2 separate regions of the Mus musculus genome follow, and region 2 is linked to region 1. A link is a loop called in an ENCODE intact Hi-C map of the cell type or tissue named here. Cell type or tissue: heart. All regions are shown on one strand.

Region 1 (5,000 bases):
CTTGACTTATCAGGTACTGATAGGGCGGTTGGCCAGGTCAGGGTCTTGCCCTTAGGCACTTTGGTCCTTTGGCTCTGTGTAGCCATTAAAGACAGGGCTGTGAGTGGAGACTCTCTTGGCCTGGGGCTGGATGAACTGAAGTGTTTGGATACAAGATCTGGATTCAAATCCTAGCACTTCTGAGCTATGATGTGACCTGGTTAGCCACCCAGCCTTTTAGAATCTCTATCAGTAAAGCGTGAAACAACAACCTGGCCCTGCAGCAGGTACTTAGCTGATGGGATGCACTCTGACCAACCACATCCATCCATTGGATCCACAGTCCCAACTGGGTTTCTCTTTCCGACTCTGGATTAGTACTAGGGCACAGAAGATACGGCATTTGGGGTATCGGGAGGAGAGCCACCTCACCCCATTCCTGAACACTTATTTTCTCCGGCCGTGGCATCCTCAGCTCCAGCTTGCAGCTGCTCCCTGTAGGCCCTGAGGGAGCCTGGGAACATGGTTTTGCCTGGGGGAGGCAGGTGAGATACCACAGGCTGTAATGAACCTGCCACTGTTGCTGCCATTGCAAACCTGGGTGACAGGATGTCACCATCTTTCACAGAAGGTGCCCTGTGGGAGATTGTGTGTCAGAGTAGATGGTCTCAAGGACTAGCAGAGGACTGGATCTGACAGAGGTCCCACCCAGCTGAGAGTGGATCTCCAGTTTGGGTTGTGTGTTCCCTCCCAGGGTTCTCACTCGTTCTGTGAGGCGCTATCCCCACGGCTGTTTCATAGGGCATGGGTGGCTAAGTGGGACATGGGTGACAGCCTCTTAGAGTGTGGGGCTAGAGAGAGCCTCAGTATTTTTCTTTGTGTGAAATGAAGATGATGGCCCTGTGCTTAATATTCTAATGTGGCTTCAAGGCCTGGTGCCAGCTTTGTGACTTGATCGAGTTGCGGGTCCTCCCTGTTCTCCTGCATGGCTTCCACTCTCAGTTGCAGTGAGCATGGGGCTGTGGCTCCCCAGGGGACCTGGGATAAAGATCCCATAGGGAAGGGGCTGAGAGTAGGTGACCACAGTGGCCTGTTTCTCTCTGGGAGGTGTTTGGGATTCCCACCCAGGTCTGCCTTCTCTGTACTGGGAAGGGGGAAGACAAAGATGAAAGGCCATGTAGGTGGTGGGGTTTACAGGTGTAGGGTCAACCCAAGCCAAGCCCTCCTGGGCCACAGTCTCCTAGTGTGTTCCCAAGAATCAGGCTGACCGGAGACAAGGAAATGCTGATAGCTGTGGTACCCTGGATGGCCCATTGGCCTTTTCCATCTCTAGGTGTGGGCTCAGTCCTTCCTCCTTCCTCTGTCCACCTAGGCATTGACCTTGAGCAGTCTAGCAGGGTTGGGGTGGGAGGTGGCAGAGGGTCTGGGAAATGAAACATGGAAGCCAGTTGATCCCTCCTTGGGAAGTTGAAAGTGGAGACTTTGAAGGTTCGGCTGAAATTAGGTCTCAGGGCTATATTTTGTGAGATGGAGAAGTGTCAGAGAGGAAGGCTGGGGGTGGGGGAACTGCAGAAGCTGCAGATAAACGTGGCATTGTGTTGAGCGTGGATGCTTCTAGAAGCAGGTCTTCTTGGTTCACTTTCACTAGTGTTGGGCTGTGCACAAACTGTGTTTCTGATTCAGGGACGGTGCCTGGGGTGCTGTGGGAACCCAGAATGAAGGCTCTCTGGCTAAAAGAAGATGAGAGAATTCTTACAGTGGGGACCTTTATGACTGGGTTTTAAGGGACATGCAGGAGTTTCTCAACAAAAGAGACAATAGTTAGAGGAAGATAGACCCAAACAGGAACAGACCAATGGTCCCGAGTGACGTGCTGGAAGCAGGAAGGAAAAGCTGAGGGAGAAGAAATGTGAGGGGCGTTAGTGGGAGCACAGAAGCCTTTGTACTTTGTACCCACTTGAGGTTTTCAGCTGTTCTGTCCTCTCCCTACCGTAGTCTCCCTATGTGTGAACAGGCGAGTAGAAGGTGGATGAGGTGGCCGAAGGATCTACCAATCTGGCCATGTGTGCCTTCTGCAGAAGGAGGCCCTTTTCTAGAGAGGGACTGTTTTAGGTAGGTTTTGGTCAGACCACCAGATGCAGGAGTTGTTCAGGATGTGCAGGTCTAGGGGGCAGCAACAATCTCCTGGCTGAATGAACAGGATTTGTGCTTATTCGGGGAGTCAGGGTGCCATTCAGGATGGGTTAAAGGATCAAGCCAACTGCTCTTCTCACCTAAGCCTTGATCCCCTGAGCTTACATGCCCTTGTGGGAGCCTGCTTGGTCAGTTACAGGAAGCACTAGCCCAGCCTGGGCAGCTTGGATAGGGACATGGAGAGGAAAGAAAGGGAACAAACACAGCTCTGCACACCTTCTTTGCAGCTCTAGAACCTTCCAGAGTGTCCCTTGGTCTCTGCCGGGGCCTCCCTTATGACCGTGAGGGTGTGAAGACTGCTTCTTGGGCTGTGTCACAGGCTCCTTACAGGCGTTCTCATTCAGGGTGGCATTCTGGGTTCAGTGAAGGGGAGGTGGAATGGTGTGAGGCTTTTCCTCTCGACCTGTGCTCCAGGGAGACAGTGCTGACGTCTCCCCACAGAGCACCTGGGAGGGCCACTGCTCCCCTCTGTGGGTAAGTCACCTGTCTCCAGACCTCTTTCTTCATCTCCAAACAGGGCAGCTGTGAGGGCTTCAAAGCCTGCAGGTAGGCGGTTAGCCGGTGTCTAACCCTGCTGCTTGTGTTTCAGGGTCCACCCTTCCCATACTTTGCCCAGAACCCCAGGTAGCGGGGCCTATTTCTCCCCCTTCACACTGTCCCTTACTGCCCCAAAGCAACAGCATCCCTGATAGAGCTCTGAGGTGCAGCTGGGACTAGGAGTTGGAGAGAGATGAGAGAGTGAGAGGCTTAGGAAACCAGAGCTAGTGTTCTAAGGGGACAGTAGCATGGGTAGAGCTGGCCTGTCTGCAGGCTGTTTTCTCACCAGCGGGAGGCAGCAGAGGGCAGCGAGTGGACATCTGGGTGGCTCTTAGTGAGAGCTGAGGTCTTAGTTTGTACCCCTGACCACAGGGAGCCATTGAGTTATGGAGGCTGCAGGATGATCTGTGGTGACAGTAACACTGGTCAGGGAACATCCGGTTGACCAATGACAGTTGGGGCTGGCTGAGCTGGCTTGGCCCGATTTCTTCAGAGAGCTGGATCTCTACTGTGGCCCTTGGGGTCATTGGAGGACCAAGGTTTGGGGCCACAGCAGGCTTGTATCAGGAGAGGCTCAGGGTGAAAGGCTAGTGTGTGAGCTGACAAGTAGGGTTAGGGCCCTGAAGTCACCAGGCTGGGCCTACTAAATGGTTAGACCCTGCCATACTGAATTGCCTAGAGGTTCCTTGGGCCCCTTGTTAGCTTCTCCACCACTTTGGGAGGGAATAGGGGGGCATTCCAGGTGAGGCAGATGGTGGGTCAGGTTCTCTGCACGGGGTTCCAAGCTCAGCATGGCTGACTATACTGACTGTGGTGACATGGTAGAGGATCATAAACCTGTTCTTGGCAGGTCCATGAGGCAGACTGCAGTGGTGTTCATTTCCTCCTTACAGTTCCAGGCCACACACACTTTGCTTTCTAAGATGACTACATTGAGCAGAGTGGAAGGGCCCGCTGAAGCTCCTTCCTCCAGCACTTGGATGTGGAAGGAGTCATGGACCTTAATGGCTTGCCTGTGGCCAGTCTGTGCTAGCCAGTATCATTTTTTAGTCCCCTCCTTATGGATGAGGAATGATAGACTCAGAGAGGGGGCACACTGTGCTGGGTCACACAGTAAGGGCCAGAGCTGACATCGGAATCCATGCTCCCCTCTCCCGCTTTCCCTTGCTCAACACAGTGCCTGAGAGGTTATTTCTTTGTACCCAACCTGTGGTCCTGCAGGCCCTATCCCCTTCCTGGATCAGGAGCCTGGACAGAGGTAAGGTTCAGATGCCGCCTTCCTGTTTCCACTTTCTTGCTCTCTGTGTGTATGTGTTTGTGTGTGTGTGCACATGTGTGTATCCATTAGTGTTTGTGTGTGTGCACAAGTGTGTATATGTTAGTATTTGTCTGTGTGCACATGTGTGTATCCATTAGTGTTTGTGTGTGTGCACATGTGTGTATCCATTAGTGTTTGTTTGTGTGTGTGCACATGTGTGTATCCATTAGTGTTTGTTTGTGTGCACATGTGTGTTGACTTTGAGGTCCCTTCTCAGCTTCTCTCCCTCTCTCTCCCTCTCTCCCCTCACTTCCTCTCCCTGAGACACAGGCTCTCTCACTATTAGCCTAGAGTTCACTGGTGTCTAGGTTCACTGACCAGACCTTGGGCTCCTGGTCTTCTGCCTCCCCTCTTAAGTGCTAAGAGGACAGGCATACACCATCATGCCTGGCTTATACCGTGCTGGGAATCAAGCTTAAGACTGTGTGTAGGCTGGGCAAGCACTGTACCACTGAACCACATCACCCTCCACCCCTCATTCCCTCACATTTTCCTGCTGTGAATACAAAGTGATCACATGGCACTGGGGTTGGATTACAGATGTAATTACATGTGAGTTCTTGGGCAGGGATTGTTTCTGAAGCCAGGAGGCCTTCTGTGGAGGTGGCAGATACTGACATCTGTTTCGTACACAAGTCTAACGTCTCGATGAATAACTGCCTGTGGATTGCTTAGAGAACATCTTAGAGAAGCCACACCCCTCCCCCGCCCTAGTGCCTCAGATGGCCTCTAGTGGGAGCAGGTGGCTCCATTTCTCTCTCCAGCCTGGCATCCGGGCATCCAGGGCCTGGAAGGACTGCCTCAGCCTCTGACTTCGGACTGGTTGATCTTTTTGCCACCTTTCCATCCCTTGCTTTGGTCTTCCTGGGCAGACATTCTCTTCCCAGCTCCAGGATGTGTCCTCATGTCCTTCCTCTCTTCCGCTCTGTCACTAACGATTCACTACGTGCCTCCCTTCCACCAGCTGATCATG
Region 2 (5,000 bases), 280 kb after region 1:
GATGGAGAGAGAGGAAGCCATGCCTTTGGATCATCTGATTCTTCTGACATCTGGTTCCCCTCGCTTCTGTCTCCAGTCTTTTACTCACTGGACACTGCCGCCATGGGCCCCAGCCTCTAAGGATGTTGTGTGCCAAAAGCAGATGACATCCCATTGTTTATGTCCACTCCCTCCTGCTGTAGAAGGGAAAGAGGCACGTGACCAGGTAGAGGCTGAGACAAGACCTGGGCAGGGTGGCCAGTGAGTGACTACCTGGGCCTCTCGCTGGATGGAAGTATTTTGGTAAGTCTCCTCTGGCCCAAGTGTGTTGTACATTCTTGGGAGGCAGGTCAAGTCATGCTGACCAGACAGGCCAACTTCAATGGCTAACCTCCCAAGAGATAAAACCTTTCAATTAGACCAATGTACTTGACTGTCTACTGTGTGCTGATGATCAGTCAGACCCATCAGACCTCCTAGTAGGACAAAGAGAGAAGGAAACGTAGTCATACGTATCGTAAAGAAAACAGCTCAATGCCCTAGACATGGGCAGCAGAGCAGGCGTGGTAGAGAAAGAAAAGGCTTGCCCGGAGTTTAAAGAATTATCAAAGTTGAGCCAGGTGGAGAGGAACATGCCTGGCCATTGGAAGGTAGGAGGGCCAAGTTCAAAGCCATCTTCAGCTACCTAACAAATTCAAGGCCAGCCTTCTTCATGAGACCCTGTTTCAAAACAACATGAAGATAGAAAGGAAAACAAGAATTAACATCAGTCCTGTGAAATAAGACAGCGTTGGGGACTGAAGGAGACATGAAGGATGAAGTCCACAGGTCTAGGCAAAAACATGCCACAAAGAGCGATCGAGGAGCCGATACCTAAAACCCCAGCACGGTGCTGTAGAAATCACCCAGTCGGTCAAGTGCTTGACTTGTAAGCGGGGAGACTTGAATTCAACCCCTAGAATTCAGTTTTTAAAAATGGGCACAGAGGGCCCACATGACATGTGATGTCAGCACCAGGGAGGCAGAGGCAGATGTTTCTTTGGAGCTTGTTAGCCAGCCTGCCCTGGTTGGTCAGTGAGAAACTGCACCCCACAAAGGCAGATGTGCCTGACTGATGACACTGAGGTTGCCCTCTGACCTATACATGTATGTTCATGGGTGTGTGTGAGCACATACACACACAGTAGGCCACAAAGTACTGAAGAAGCGGGGGTTGGGACTGTGGAGGTGAGGCTGCAGGGGTCGGTAGGACAAGTTTAAACTTACTACCTAGTGGGGCCTCCCAGCCAGGCAGATCAGAATACTGTCTCCATGAAGGAAAATGTTCTGGCTTCACTCATGGCTGTGGTAAAACACCCCTGGCAACATGGCGGGTGGGGGTCGGGAGACGACGGTGTTTTGGGCTACAGTTCCAGGCCATATTCTACCTCTGCAGGGATGTCTCCTGGGCACAGCACATTCAAAGTCAGAAGCAGAGAGATATCTGAATGCATGCCTGCTTGCTTACTAGTGCTCAGTTGGTGTTCTCTTCTCTTGTTCAGTTCAGGATCCCCAGGCCCAGGGAATGGTACCTCCCACGGTGGGCTTGGTCTTCCCACATCAGTGAAGGCAACCAAGATTGTTCCCCACCAGCATGCCCACAGGTCAACCTGAGGTAGACAATTCTTCACTAAAACTTTCTTCTTGGGTGAGTCTTGTGTCAACTTGACAGTTAAAGCCAACCGTCACAGGCAGCTGTGCAAATAAGTCACCAAAGGGTTGTAGGACAAGAGAAAGGATTTGGTTATTTCCTGCCTTTACTCTGACCCAGTGGAGAGCACTGCTTTCTTTCTGTTTTGTCTTCTCAAACAAAGTGCTTGTCTCCACCCTGAGGCGCTGAGTCCTCAGAGCTAACTTAGGACTAACTGTGGGGAAATGGAAGCTCTCAAGCTCCATGGAGCCCTCTGAGAAGCTGCAAGACATTATTGAGCAGGTTTTGGCTTTATTCTCTAAAAGTAAAGTAAAAAAAAAAAAAAACTTTGCTGAGAAATACAAACTCTTTCACCATAATAAATGCTGTTTTGATAACAAAACTGTACTTTTCTCAAATACCCAGATGGAAGACCATATGCAAAAAAAAATTTTTTAAAAGGAGAAGAAAGAAAGAAAAAGGAAATAAAACTCCAAAGGAATTTTTTGATTGGCCATCTGCTAAAACTGGGAAGCAAGCCTGCATCTTCCTGCAGCCTTTATAAAAATCCCCCCGAGAAGCCTATTTGCGTCCGCCCGGCGCCACCTGCTGGTTGAATGTGGGTAGAGACTGTGCGTGGACAACAGGAACTGGGTCTCCCCTTGTCTGGATGAAATGCACTCGCTAATAATCCATGAAAGAAATCACAAAGCTCCAGATTCCTTTATTGTTTTACAGTGAGTCACACCTCCTCTATCACACACACACACACATACACACACACACACACACACACACACACACACACACACACACACACACAGGCACATTCCCACGTCTGATGAAGCTTTGTGTTTGGCTTGCCTGTCCAGGAAGTACATGACCTACCTATTTAAAGAAAATGCCAGCACCCTATGATGAAGGTGTGTCTTATAATGTTATTTGTTAAACAACAAGAAGCATGAGAACTACCTAACACAAGCTATGATCTCTTCATAATGAAATTCGATGTAGCACTGACCCAAGAAGACGTCGAAAGTACAGGGAGTGGGTAGAAGCAAGCTAATGAGGAACAGTGTTTAGTATAACTCAGGGTTTAAGAAAAATCTGTATCTGTTATGTGTATTTGCTTGTACACAGGAAAAGAATTCGTACTGTTCGTGTCCCATCTGGGGTGGTTCGCTTTGGGCTGGTGAGATGGCTCAGTGGGTAAGAGCACCTGACTGCTCTTCCGAAGGTCCAGAGTTCAAATCCCAGCAACCACATGGTGGCTCACAACCATCCGTAACGAGATCTGACTCCCTCTTCTGGTGTGTCTGAAGACAGCTACAGTGTACTTACATATAATAAATAAATAAATAAATAAATAAATAAATAAATAAATAAATAAAAAGAATTCGTACTGAACTGTTGCTTTCTAAACAGTGGTACTTTTCTGTGGCCCAAATACACCTCGTTTCAGCTAATAAGTAGGGATTTAAAAACAAAAAACAAAAAACAAAACAAAAACAAACAAACAAACAAACAAAAAGCAAGGTCTCAATATATAGCTCTGGCTGTCCTGGAACTCAGTCACCAGACTAGCTGGCTTCAAGCTCACAGAGACATCCTGCCCCAGCCTTCCAAGTGCTGGAACTAAAGGCAGGCACCACCTGCAGGCTCCCTTTCTCCATTTGTAAACTATCCAGCGTTCAGCTGCATGTACGCCTGCAGGCCAGAAGAGGGCATCAGATCCCATTACAGATGGTTGTGAGCCACCATGTGGTCGCTGGGAAATGAACTCAGGACCACTGGAAGAACAGTCAGTGCTCTTAACCTCTGAGCCATCTCTCCAGCCTCCCTTTATTCACTTTTTATTTCACATTATCATATATTAGTTGAATCCTTAAAATGAAGATGTTATTTTCTGACAAACCAGAGAAGTCAATAGAAATAATAACGCCACATTTAAAACTCAGGTTTGAAGCTAATAAGGAATGTCCATCATTAAACTTCCACTGGATGCCCATCTGCACTCTAGTTAGCATTTTCCTATTTAGATGTTACTGTTGGATCTTGAAGGCCCGGGGCTTGCAGGATTGACTGACAGCCTATGACGCTGTTACAGGGTGGTAGAAGGGGAGACCTCCTGGGAGGTTATTGTGTTATTTATTGTGTGCCTTCAAGGGAGCTTGTAGAATGCCAGTCTCTTCTCTCCTGGGTCCCATTGCCGTGAGGTAGGCAGGTCCTTCCCGTGTTCCTGCGACAGCGTGCTAACACATAAAAAGCCCAAGGTAATGGAGCCAATAGCCACTGACTGGGCCTTGAATTCCCTAAACTAGGAGCCAAACAACCTCTTCCCTCTGCAGGTTATGCACTTTATCACAGTGACGGAATGCCAACACACAGAGATGCAATGATGGGGCCGAAGGAAGACGACAGAGACCCCAAAAGAGTATGGTACGAATGTCGGGCCCAAAGTCAGGAGACTGCAAATTATATCAGAGACTATTCAGCTTCAGTCAAATGGGCATTGGTATAACAGGGCTTAAAATGCTAAAACAGGAAGCTACTGGGGCCATCTCTTAACCCAATCTCTGACTTTTACTGCACAGAAAATCGTCTCTCTGGATGGGTGCAAATTAGCAACAGGGAAAGCCAGAGGCGCCTTCTCAGCCCCAGGGAGGCCATTTTCCATTTTCTCCACTAAATCAATTGCTTTTCTTGGGCATCCCACCTTGGCACCTCACCAGTCTCCTCAAGTGTTCTGCCCCTCCAGCGCCACGATGCCAGGGTCTTTTTGGCACCACCTGGTGAATCTTTCTCACATCTAACCCTCCTCTCCTGTCTCTGTGTCAGAGTTTAAAGTTCTGAGTTTTATGGTGAGGTGGGCGGCTCCCAGGGAGTACTGGGTAGGCAGGCTGGCCTTCCACTTTCAGCCCTCCTGCCCTTACCTCGCGTACTGGAATCACGTGGTGGCGTGAGCCACCGTTCAGCTCCACCATCAGCACCATCCTCCTCTCCCTCATTTCACTTCTCCTCGCTCATCCATCTACTCTGCAGGTGACCCTTCCCGTTCTAAACCCTAACCATCCTCACCCCGTCTTTTACTGGAAGCTTCCACATGCCCTCCACTTGTCCATGGTCTTGAATGGAGAGTACGCAAGGTTCGTCCTACTGTCTAAGGCTCTCCCTCTAAGCTCCACCTACACGTGACGGCTCATCATTTCATGGGCGTGGCTCCCCTGCTTGTGCTTCCTGTGTGCCTGCCACACTGTTTCATGAATCTGTGCTTTTGTATGTGCGACTTAGACTCTGTGCTGTTCTGAATGAGACTGTCCTCAGAGGCTCATGTATCTGGGCACTTGGTCCC

Evidence for each region. A loop is a pair of places that touch in the nucleus more often than their neighbours do. Peaks named below come from ENCODE experiments on the same cell type or tissue, not always from the same donor. Only the 100,000 strongest peaks of a DNase experiment are listed, where the experiment ranks them.
Region 2: it touches region 1 in a loop (4-fold over the local background); 6 of 42 quality-filtered maps call a loop at or near these places.

What each region holds. Positions count from the first base shown.
Region 1 is chr2:35,646,900-35,651,899 of GRCm38, forward strand. All of the region lies in intron 2 of Dab2ip (disabled 2 interacting protein), which reads left to right. Among named protein-coding and RNA genes, the nearest start is that of Dab2ip, 27 kb to the left of the region's middle. In heart, CTCF peaks have their summits at 2,990 (motif pointing right) and 4,763; DNase peaks (open chromatin) are centred at 3,002 and 4,772; H3K27ac peaks cover 1,318 bases.
Region 2 is chr2:35,928,462-35,933,461 of GRCm38, forward strand. All of the region lies in intron 3 of Ttll11 (tubulin tyrosine ligase-like family, member 11), which reads right to left. Among named protein-coding and RNA genes, the nearest start is that of Gm35396, 47 kb to the left of the region's middle. In heart, CTCF peaks have their summits at 2,259 (motif pointing left) and 3,357 (motif pointing right); a DNase peak (open chromatin) is centred at 2,260; H3K27ac peaks cover 306 bases.